Regions from separate parts of the Homo sapiens genome. Here all the other regions are linked to region 2. A link is a contact called in ENCODE Hi-C or POLR2A ChIA-PET data. All regions are on one chromosome and are shown on one strand. Each heading gives the region's core, a stretch centred on a gene start or an enhancer-like site at or near the end of the contact. The rest is flanking DNA. Distances are from core to core; before and after follow the strand shown.

The links. Hi-C counts contacts between places; a loop is a spot of excess contacts on that map. ChIA-PET counts read pairs that join two places held with the same protein, here RNA polymerase II (POLR2A). Pooled maps may share reads with other maps.
Region 1: a loop to region 2 is called in a pooled map, with 9 times the contacts of the local background. The contact joins two enhancer-like sites. A Hi-C loop is called at or near these places in 1 of 37 single-sample maps with no recorded cell type and 9 of 50 pooled maps. POLR2A ChIA-PET finds 5 or more read pairs at or near these places in 9 of 52 experiments (AG04450, HepG2, T-cell and 4 more).
Region 3: a loop to region 2 is called in a pooled map, with 4 times the contacts of the local background. The contact joins two enhancer-like sites. A Hi-C loop is called at or near these places in 1 of 168 maps with a recorded cell type or tissue (PC-3) and 5 of 50 pooled maps. POLR2A ChIA-PET finds 5 or more read pairs at or near these places in 5 of 52 experiments (AG04450, H1, K562 and 2 more).

The regions. Positions count from the first base shown.
Region 1 is chr11:117,061,820-117,065,493 of GRCh38, forward strand. All of the region lies in intron 1 of SIK3 (SIK family kinase 3), which reads right to left. Among named protein-coding and RNA genes, the nearest start is that of SIK3, 35 kb to the right of the region's middle. RefSeq lists enhancers at 1,420-1,529, 1,710-1,809 and a silencer at 2,591-2,791. Within about 2 kb of position 1,477, at least 4 of the 41 ENCODE cell types and tissues checked have a DNase peak (open chromatin) inside an H3K27ac peak, as active enhancers do.
Region 2 is chr11:116,851,241-116,854,915 of GRCh38, forward strand. The region is part of intron 21 of SIK3 (SIK family kinase 3); the gene reads right to left. It also overlaps APOA1-AS. Among named protein-coding and RNA genes, the nearest start is that of APOA1, 15 kb to the left of the region's middle. RefSeq lists a silencer at 1,719-1,788. Within about 2 kb of position 2,396, at least 14 of the 41 ENCODE cell types and tissues checked have a DNase peak (open chromatin) inside an H3K27ac peak, as active enhancers do.
Region 3 is chr11:117,001,091-117,004,824 of GRCh38, forward strand. All of the region lies in intron 1 of SIK3 (SIK family kinase 3), which reads right to left. Among named protein-coding and RNA genes, the nearest start is that of SIK3, 95 kb to the right of the region's middle. Within about 2 kb of position 1,906, at least 4 of the 41 ENCODE cell types and tissues checked have a DNase peak (open chromatin) inside an H3K27ac peak, as active enhancers do.

The DNA of each region.
Region 1 (3,674 bases), core at 227-2,726, 210 kb after region 2:
TCCAAATTATTATTTGCTGATGATACGTTACAAAAAAAGAGAATCAATTATAATAGTTAATGAAATTTTGAAACATATTCTAAAGATACAGTAATTAAAACAAAGTATAGGCACATAAATAAATAAAGAGTGTATGTTAATATGACCGTTTCAAATAAGTGAGTAAATGATAAACTGATAGGGCAATTGGGTATAGATTTTTTTTTTTTAAATAAAAAAGTCAAGCCAGGCACAGTGGTTCACGCCTGTAATCCCAGCACTTTGGGAGGCGTAGGTAGGCAGATCATTTGAGGTCAGGAGTTCAAGACCAGCCTGGCCAACATGGTGAAACCCCATCTCTACTAAAAATACAAAAATTAGCCAGGCGTGAACTCCACTGTGCCCGGCCTGCTAATGTTATATTTTCAGTAGGAAATAGGCTAATATTTCAGCAGGCTAATATTTTCAGTAGGAATTACAAGCTTTCTGATTTTCCCTCGAAAATTACTTAACCCTTTGGAAATATATTCTCACGTTATCCAAATTTTCCTAAGAATTCTTAAAGTAAAAATATGTCAAATTTTGTCCTCCCCAAATGGGCCACAACGTGCATTTCCATTGGCCCTCTGATCAAACCTAGTTCCAGTTTAGTTTCAACAATGAACCATCTAAGCCAGGCAAGAAATTTAACAACATAACACCAAATATCGGCCCAAAATGGAACCCATAGGTCCAAAATATGCCTAATAGTAACAGACAGCAATTGTTTAAAAGTAATTGCAAAGAAATACAGTAAGTCCAAATTCACTTTAGTTTCAATTCTGAATCATTTCTCAATCTCTAAACTGGAAAAAAAAAATTTAGCCATTTGTCACCTCTGACTAAATACAGGCTAAATGCAGGCTTCAGTCCCCAAATCACTAAGTGTGGAAAAAGTGCATGCCTTCAAGAAAAGTGCCAACGGGAGGATTTTCCCAGAAAGAGTGGTTCACATACACAGTAGGAAAATCTTGTATAGGTAACTTGGCTACCAATTTAATTCCCTCAACCAATTTGGAAACTAATGGAAGTAAATGACTAAGAACTAAAATACATCAGACAGCATGGAAAAAAACATACGTATTAAAAGCACACAATGTGATTTAAGTTTGTTTTTAATTGCCTTTTGCTGAAGTTGGAATATTAAATTCTTTTGCTGCAGATAAATCAGAAATCAGCTTTACTGGTTTCCTATAATGTTGCACTTAGAAATGTTCAGCTGCTATAATGAATTACATGACTACTTAAAGGGGTTTCTTACTCCTTGTACAATATTTAAAAGAATGTATTACATGTATATCTGCCTTATACTAACTAATCTTCATATCATTGGGTCTAAATTATTAAAGTGATATAAACTACCAGTTATTGGAATTAAACACCCTCCCCTTTCTCTAAAACTGTTAGCTTCAATGAGTACCCACGTCTCAGAAGCTATGACCATAACTACACTGAAACCATAAATTAGTGAGATTGGAATTCCCCCACAAAGGAGGGGGAAGATTCAATACCTTTTCTCATAGCTGTAGCAGGCAATACTCTCTTGGTTTCTCAGAACCACTAAGTACGGCAGTCTCCTCTGCCCAATGTAAAGTCAGCTGCCAGGCTATCTGTAACCAAACCGTAGAACCTAGTTTCCCTTTCTGAAAAGGTAAATAATCCTTCTGGCCTGATTTACCAATAAAGATGTGAGTAAAAAGAAATTATCAAGGAGAGCATACCCAGGCTTTAACTTCTTAATGAAGTTTCTTTTTTTTTTTTTTTTTTAGATGGAATCTCACCCTGTTGCCCAGGCTGGAGTGTAATGGCATGATCTCGGCTCACTGCAACCTCTGTCTCCCGGGCCTCAGCCTCCCAAGTAGCTGGAATTACAGGCATCCACCACTACGCCTGGCTAATTTTTTGTATTTTTAGTAGAGACGGGGTTTCACCTTGGCCAGGCTGTTCTCGAACTCCTGATCTCAAGTGATTCGCCCCACTTCAGCTTCCCAAAGCTAGGATTACAGGCATGAGCCACCACGCCTGGCCTGAAGTTTCTTAAGATTCCCCATCTTATAAGAAAAAGACAAACCTTGTTGGTAATGTTAATACCAATAAGTACAAATTGCACGCTCCATATCTCATATTCAGTCAGAAAAAAAAAATTAGCCTTCAGGGACACTGATAACTTTATTATATGTTAATGAATACAGTATCAAAAACATCTGGAAAAAGTACCCCTGTTAAAGAGCACAGCATTAAGAATTCACAGAGGCTGCTCAGGATAAAGCCAGGTCAAAACTAAGGTCAACATCCTTCAGGGTTTTCAATGTCAGGGTCATTCATGTACTGAGACTTAAACTTGATCCTGAGTATAATTTGTCAGTAACTGCCAAGAATTTAAAAAAGGAAAAACAATAATTTAGAGTGCCTGTATTATCTAATTTATAGTAGACTTCATTAACACCAGAGAAACATCACAATTCCTATACCCCTACAACTTTTTAATTATCTCTTCAAGACATCTTAAATGAAAACAGCATATTACTTATTGCCTCTCACTCTTAACTCCTTTTTCTTTATTCTTTGAGATTGCTGACTCAAAGCCATCTTGGGCAATAAAGACTGGTTCAGCATTCTTCCAACTCATCTAAAAAACATTTTACATTTAGTGGCAGTTCAGTCTTTAACCACAGATCACATTTCTTTTCTACTGATAAGCACTGTCACAAATCAGAATTAACAATACAATTTTAGCATATTATCTTATCAGACTTCATAATTCTCCACTGCTGCCTAGATCTTGATTTTTCAACTCTTATACCTACAACGGCTGCTTTTTAAAAAGGCATCTTAAAACAGGTCTTTCATTTAAGTTCTTTCTACAGCAAAGGCAGGGTAATTAGTAGCTAAATGGCTTACAAATTGAGCTCTCTTCAAACACTAAAAATATTACCTAAACTAATATATCTGAACTGCACTTGACTTTTAATTGCTAAAATTCTCGTGTTAGATAAAACTCAGGAATTGATCCCATAGAAAGTAACTTTGTCGGCCAGGCGGTGGCTCACGCCTGTAATCCCAGCACTTTGGGAAGCCGAGGTGGGCAGATCACGAGGTCAGGAGTTCAAAACCAGCCCGGTCAGCATGGTGAAACCCCATCTCCACTAAAAATACAAAAAATTAGCTGGGCAAGGTGGCACACGCCTGTAGTCCCAGCTACTCGGGAGGCTGAGGCAGAAGAACTGCTTGAACCCAGCAGGCAGAGGTTGCAGCGAGCTGAGATTGCACCACTGCACTCCAGCCTGGGTGACACAGGGAGACTCCATCTCAAAAATAATAATAATAATAATAATAACAATAATAATAATAATAATTTCGTCTCTAGTGATTCTTACCCAACATAAAATGAGACGTAGCTTGGTTTCTTCCCTTGTTCTGATAAACCCCAAACTACTTTATTATTTTAAAAAATGAAAGAACAAGTGAAGACTGGATATTAAATTTTAATTATAAACTATTTTAAACAGTAAAATTAAAAGTCCATTAGTCTATTAGAATAATCACAGTAAATACATCATGTTAATAAAAGAAATGAATTTTTCATTTTTTTTACAGCAAATCAGACAACTCAATAACTTTTGAAAACAATCCATGAAAACGAATGTTAAACCTGG
Region 2 (3,675 bases), core at 1,146-3,645:
GGTTTTCTGAGTTAAAGCTTCTTGGAAACTACTGAGCTTATCTTGGATGAACTGACTCTTGGTGGGACTAAGTTTAAAACAAAAGCTCTTAATAGCAAACACAGCTGTAATGCTAACTGTGCCATTCCAATGATCTATTTAAATAATGAAAGTAAAGCATACTTCTTGAATGTTGGGTAAAGGATTTCAGGTCTCTGTATTTCAATGGTTTTCTATAATGATTAAGGTTAGGCTGGGACTTAGGGGCAGAGGCAGGATGGAAAGGGAGGGGAGCTAACTGACATGCCCATTGCTAGTAATGCAAGACATTCTGGAGAAAAATTAGAGGAGGGAGCTTCCCAGCTACCAAAGATGATGGCAAGTGAGAAATCTTTTGAAAGTTCTCTGAGCAAAGAGGTAAAAGGAACAGCCAGAAGCCAACTATTTTGCTACAGAAAGCTAAAAGCCAGCAGAGAGAAGATAAAAGAAAACCTACACCAGGACTTGCTCTGTGGGATTAGCCCGCCCGTCCTACCCACTCTGCCCAATTCCTCTCAGTGGGCACTGCTCGCATGTTGGCGCCAGGGCCAACCAAAAACCACTGGCAGGAAGTGGGGCAACATGGTTGTGTGGGAGTGAGGAAATGGTGATTCTGTCTGCTTTGCCAAGAAGCAATGCGAGCAGCCGCTTCTTACTTTTTCAAAAACCTATATTGTCTTCTTTGATAACTAACATCATCCACTCAATTCCTCGGGGTGCTTTTTTCCTTTAAGCCTGATTATATAGTTGGATGCAAATCTCATCAGTTGCATCTCTTTGCTCTCCGCAAGGACAAACATGAGCGCTCTCCTGTTTAAAGATTTTTAAAACATCATTACTAACCATGAGGAAACAGCAAAGCTAACAAAATGTATATAGTCCTGGTTGGAGCCTTCCTGCCTCTTCTGGAGGCCTCAGTGTTTTGGTTTGTTTGCTGTGTCTTTTAAGGCTCTTTTCCTTCCCTCTCTCAGACTTGTTTTTATCCCTGAGAATGGGGCCTCTGCAAACCAAAACACCCACCCTCCTTTGGGCTCTGCCTTGTCTGCTGTCTTCCCCGCCTTCAGGTCTGATGCCTGTAGGCACCAAGACAGAGCAAGCAACCACCTGACAAATCATGTAGGGGGCCTTCCTGACTCCCAGCCCAGAGCTCATCCCTCAGCCAAGCTGGAGTTGAGCACAAGGGTCATGAGCACAAGTTCTGGGGTCAGGAAGAGTTGGCCGTGAATCCTGGCTTAGCTGCTTCCTGAGGAGCAGGAGCTCGGGCAAGTTATCTTGCTTTGCTGGGTCTTAGTTATCTGTACAACTGGACTGACTCCATGGGTGTGGAGTGCTTCATAGAGGTTACTACACTGTAAAGGCTCAATAAAGTCTAGCATGATTTATATTCAGTTTAGAGATGTTATTTCTGAGTGCATAAGGACGTGCTGAGTCAGCTGACAAAAACAAACAAGGAAATTGATTTAATCACAGAACCCTGCTTGCAGAATTATGAGGGACAATATACCCATATGTAAATGAACAAATGACTCAGGGAAACTTTAATTTCCAGGAGAAGCCTCTGATTCAGGACAGACAAATGTCAGTTAAAAGCCAGATGAAAAAGAGTATTAATAGGAGTCAGGGGATACCCCAGGGCTCTGTCTGCTCAAGTTTCAGTATCATCAGTAGGTCAAAGACCTGGAAGGGCTAGCATCTTTCACTTGGCAGCTGTGCTTGGAGGGTGCAGAGTGGGCAAGGAGGCGTAAAGGAAAAAATACATGACCAGGGGATCAGAAAACTTGAAGTCAGGACCCAGCTCCCTCACCAGCAAAGTGTTGGCAAATCTTTCAGCTTCTCCTCAAGGTTCCTGATCTGAAAAATGACGGTTGTTTGGGGGCTCGAAAAGACAACACATGTGAAAGAGTCTTTAATCAACTGTAAAAGACCAAATAAGTCAAGTCTGATTTTTGGTAAGAATGCTGACCCTGAGTCTAGAAGTCCTTTGTGACACTCTATAAATAAGACCCTATCGACCATTTTGGGGGGTACAAACAGACTAACCCACTGCCCAAGGAACATGACATTCAGGATCAAATCTTTGGCAACCCTTTATGCCAATTCAGCAGCTACCAAAGTCATGGAGGAAAGATGGTTCCCAAGAGCTACATGCTCGAATATTTATCAAACTAAAGCTAAGAGAGTGCAGAGGTGGGATGATCGTCCGATCACACAAGGGGAAAAGTGCACAAATGGACACAATGCACGCCACCCACCTTCCCGGGGAACTTTGGGGCAACCTGCACAATTCTCTATTGAATCTGTCAATGTTGACTCGTCCTGACTCACTTACTGGGTTTTGAGAGAAAATGGGAGCAATAACGTGACTGCATACTCCCCTTAAAGGTTCTGGGGTAACCCCTCCCACTCTGTCAGCATTTTACTGCTCTATGAGGCCTGAGTAATAAAGCTGAGGCTGACTGAGCTCAGAGAAGAGGATGTGGTTTTCTTTGTGAGTTCCAGTTGGTAATCTCATGGTGTAGATTGGTTATGCTGCTGTGTTTATTTGCAAAGTCAAAAAGATCAAGTGTGTGTACCACTATAGAAGAAAGACAAACCTTGTTTTTCCTTCTAGGGTGGCAGGCAGGGAGATTACGGACAGCATGGGGCATGTGAAATCCTGACACTTCTACAAATTGGGAAGAAACCTTTGGCATGCTGCCTGCTTAGTGCTCTCACAGTGCCTGGCCTCATACTGGCTGGTGGCAAATCGCCATCAAGGAAATAGGTAACCATGGACACTGATATGATGGCATCTAATTTTCCTTTACTAATACCAATATGGCTGGGTGTGGTGGCTCATGCCTGTAATACCAGCATTTTGGGAGGCCAAGAAGGGAGGATTGTTTGAGCCCAGGAGTTCAAGATCAGCCCCGGCGACATAGCAAGACCCCATCTATACCAAAGGAAAAAAAAAATTAGCTGGGTGTAGTGGCACGCGCCTGTAGTCCCAGCTGCTCAGGAGGTTGAGGTGGGAGGACTGCTTGAGCCCAGGAGGTCGAGGCTGCAGTGAACCGTGGTTGCACCACTGCACTCTAGCCTAGGTGACAGAGCAAGACCCTGACTCAAAAAGTAACTAAATAACACCAACAATCCCTGTTCATCTACCCTTAAGAAATGCTAAGAAGATCACACTAGCTCTGCTCTTCTCAGTGATACTTCTTGCAGCACTCAGTACCTAGCACTTCATAGCAAAGCTGTTTATGAGCTTGTTTTACATCCCCTAGTAGAGTAGAAGCTCCCTGAGGACAGGTTATCCTTTCATCTCTGCATTCTCACAGCACCTACAGTAGAGTCTTGTGCAACACAGTTGAGATGGAGGGACCATTAAAAGAAACAGCAGGCATTCCTTCCTGGCAAAAAGGTTGAGAAGAGTGAGCTCCCCCACTTGCCTGCAGAGTGGTGGGGGCACAGCATTATAAGCCTTTCGTGACAGAAGTGAACAGCAAATTATCTGATGATTTTTTCAGTAAAGTAAAAATGTAAGCTCTGGAGTTTTTAAAAGAAACCTGAAAGCCAGGCATGGTGGCTCATGCCTGTAATCCCAGCACTTTGTGAGGCCGAGGTGGTTGGATCACTTGAAGTCAGGAGTTCAAGACCAGCCTGGCCAACATGGTGAAA
Region 3 (3,734 bases), core at 656-3,155, 150 kb after region 2:
ACTCTAGTGGGTGGGGCGATAGCACGGAAACCTTCCTCTTCTCTGAGGTTTATGTCACTTGACTGTATGACTATCTAAATTAATGTCTTGACTAATTTCTAGGTCATCTTTCAATGTATAAAAAGTAATCTGAGGCCAGGTGCAGTGGCTCACGCCTGTAATCCCAACACTTTGGGAGGCCAAGGCAGGTGCATCACCTGAGGTCAGGAGTTCAAGACCAGCCTGACAAATATGGTGAAACCCCATCTCTACTAAAACTACAAAAATTAGCCAGGCATGGCGGTGTGCACCTATATTCCCAGCTACTTGGGAGGTTGAGGCAGGAGAATCACTTGAACCCAGGAGGTGGAGGTTGCAGTGAGCTGAGATCGCCCCACTGCACTCCAGCCTGGGCAACACAGCAAGATTCCATCTCAAAAAAAAAAAATTTAAAATAAAGTAATTTGAGCTGGGCACAGTGGCTCACGTCTATAGTCCCAGCTACTTGGGAGGCTGAGACAAGAGAATCACAAGCCCAGGAATTGGAGGCTGCAGTGAGCCATGATCACACCACTGAACTCCAGCCCGGGCAACAGAGCAAGACCCTGCCTCCAGGCCTCAAACGATTCTCCCACCTCGGCCTCCCAAAGTGCTAAAATTACAGGCATGAACCACTGTACCTGGCCTAGGTCATTATTTCTTGCTTGAATGATTACAATAGTCTTCTAACAATTAATGAGTCTCCAATGAATACAATACTCTCCCTACCTTCAGTCCACCTTCTACATTGTCACATGAATTAACAAAAGCAAACTTGATTCTATCTGTCCACCTAAAAAAAGAAAAATCAGAAGTTCCCCATTATCTGCAGAAACAAATCCACACTCCTCAGCATCAAGTACAAAGCTCCTTCATTGTCTGGGCTCCACTGATTTATCCTTTCCCATTGCCTGCCACTTCTTCACACTGACATTGCGCTTTGGTCTTAAGAAACCATTTGCAGTTCCCTGAACTTGTATGCTTTTTCAAACCTGTCTTTTTATCTCACCCAAAATTCCTTTCCCCACTTTTAAAGTTTGCCATTTGAACATTGTAGTAAAATCTAGAAAACTTCTAGACCAAGCTTGTCCAACCCAGCCTGTGGGCTACATGCGTCCCAGGACGGCTTTGAATGTGGCCCAACACAAATTCATAAACTTTCTTAAAACATTATCACACTTTTTTGCAATTTTTTTTTTTTAGCTCATCAGCTATTGTTAGTGTTAGTGTATTTTTATATGTGGCCCAACACAATTCTTCCAGTGTGGCCAGGGAAGCCAAACAATTGGACACCCTTAAGGGACAGCCCTTAAGTAGGCTGAACTTAAGTTGCAAACATTGAGATAAAACATTAGTCTCCACCTGCCCAAAATACCAGCATCCGTCTTAGATCATTTTCCCAAACAGAAGCAAAATCTACTTGCTTATTTAAGTTACTTTCACTAAGGTCCATCTGGGCAATAGCTCCTCATTCTACACAATAAGCCTGCATCTTAGTCCATTACAAGAAAAAAAAACCACATTCTGGAAAAAGAAAAAAACATTTCACAATATTGGCTTCATAATAAATACATTTTAACTTAAAACAGTATGAAGTAGAATTTTTAATATAATAAAATGCTTGTCACTAGCAGTTCTTTTATAGAGAACATGTAGGAGGAAGGCTTGTCATCTGACAATATCTACCAGGTTAGCATTATGCAAGTATCTGAATTAATAAGCAGAAAGTAACAGTTACTGTCACCAAAAAGTCTGTATCCCTAAGTGAACTCTACTGTGAAATGAGGTGGAAGTTGTGTTTTTCCTGTTCTAAAATCCAACATGCTCACATTCCTTACAGGTAGCCAGTACTGATGAAGTCCGGATTTGCCAGCAATGAAAAGCAGTCAGTGTTCTGCCTTAAGCATACACGCCGTGTCAAGTAAATGCTGCCTTTGTAGTTGCCAGAGCAATAGCCACCACCAATAACAACAAAAATGAGGTAGCTGAGAGAGAACAGTGTGCCTACCACAGTAACATCTCGTTTCCTATGATACTGATTTTTGCTACATTAAGTCTCTTGCAACGAATGATAAGAAATTCACATTGACTTTATCAGATCTACACTACTCAGAATCTGACCGGGTTTACATAGAATTGACCAAGCTGCATGTGCCCAACTCTCACATACTTCTGTTCAAGAAGCCTTTAGTAAATAAGAACATAAAAGAAAAGCTTGACTCAGGCAGATCTGGTTTGGAATTCAAGCTCCAACACACTGGTTTTGCACTTTGGGCAATTTGCTTAACATCTTAAAGCACAATTTTTCTAGTATAAAATGAGGGTAATAAAAGTATGACCTGAAAGTACCTCATAAGGTTGTTCTCAGGATGAAATAAAAAAAAAAATATATTCAATGCTGGCTGGGAGCAGTGGCTCATGCCTGTAATCCTAGCACTTTGACGGGGCGGAGGCAGAAGGATCACTTGAGGCCAGGAGTTCAACACAAGGTAGGCAACAAAGCGAGACCCCAACTCTATTTATTAAATATATATATTTATTCAATGCCATGCCAGGCACACAGTAAGCACTATATAAACATAAGCATACGTTGTTGTTATGGTATTTCATTTTGCTGGTGTAGCTATTCTACTTGCTTTAGGTAGGGTCAACATCACAGAGGGTCATAAATTCCACACACAAAAAAGAAACAATTCAAGCTGAGAATTTAAAGTCGGAGCAACCTATTTATTGACAGACTACAGATGAGGAGTATAGATTGGTCCCCATTGCTGAACATTATACTTTAACGAGAAATGTTAAAACAAACAAACAAAAAACTCTGATTATCCATGTGCTACTGCTGCCTTCGTCTGAGCATCTATCTACAAAAATTATGGAGAATATGGGGAAAAAAGCTAAGAAATTAAAGTATTTATTAAGTAACAGAATGCCACCATAAGATTCACATATATTAAAAATCCTCTCCAAATATCATCTGATCATCCACTGATTAGAAACAAAGTTGACAGAATGCAACCCTGAATTTAACTTGTCTGAACTAAGACAGGACTGATCCTTAAGCACTGACAGGCAAGTTCAATGAATCTACCTTTAGGACCATAGGTTGATAAAGGTAACTAAAGGCAGGGAGCAGTGGCTCACACCTGTAATCCCAGCATGTTGCGAGGCCGAGGTGGGCAGATCGCTTGAGCCCAGGAGTTTGAGACCAGCCTGGGCAACATGGTGAAACCCCATCTCTACAAAAAATACAAAAAATTAGCCAGGCGTGATGGTGCACACCTGTGGTCCCAGCTACTCAGGAGGATGAGGTGGGAGGATTGCTTGAGCCCAGAAGGTCGAGGCTGCAGTAAGCCAAGATTGTGCCACTGCACTCCAGCCTGGGTGACAAAGTGAGACCCTGTCTCCAAAACAAAAAAAAAGAACAACGTTATTTAGACTATCCAAACAGGGACCCTGAAAATACTTGGGTAAGTGCATTTTGCTAATCAATTCTGACAAAAGATAATGGGGTGGAGGAAATAACATAGAGGCACTATTATTAAGACCTGACTCATTACTTTCCTTCAAATCTTACAAGGGAACAACCACAGAGTCACAGGAATACTTCTTCCCACCTGTCAATAACTTTACTCCAACCAACTCTTGTAAGATTCCTACCTCTTCTCCTCATCCCACCTTTGGCCAACTCTAGTCCAATTCCTGCTGGGCAATAA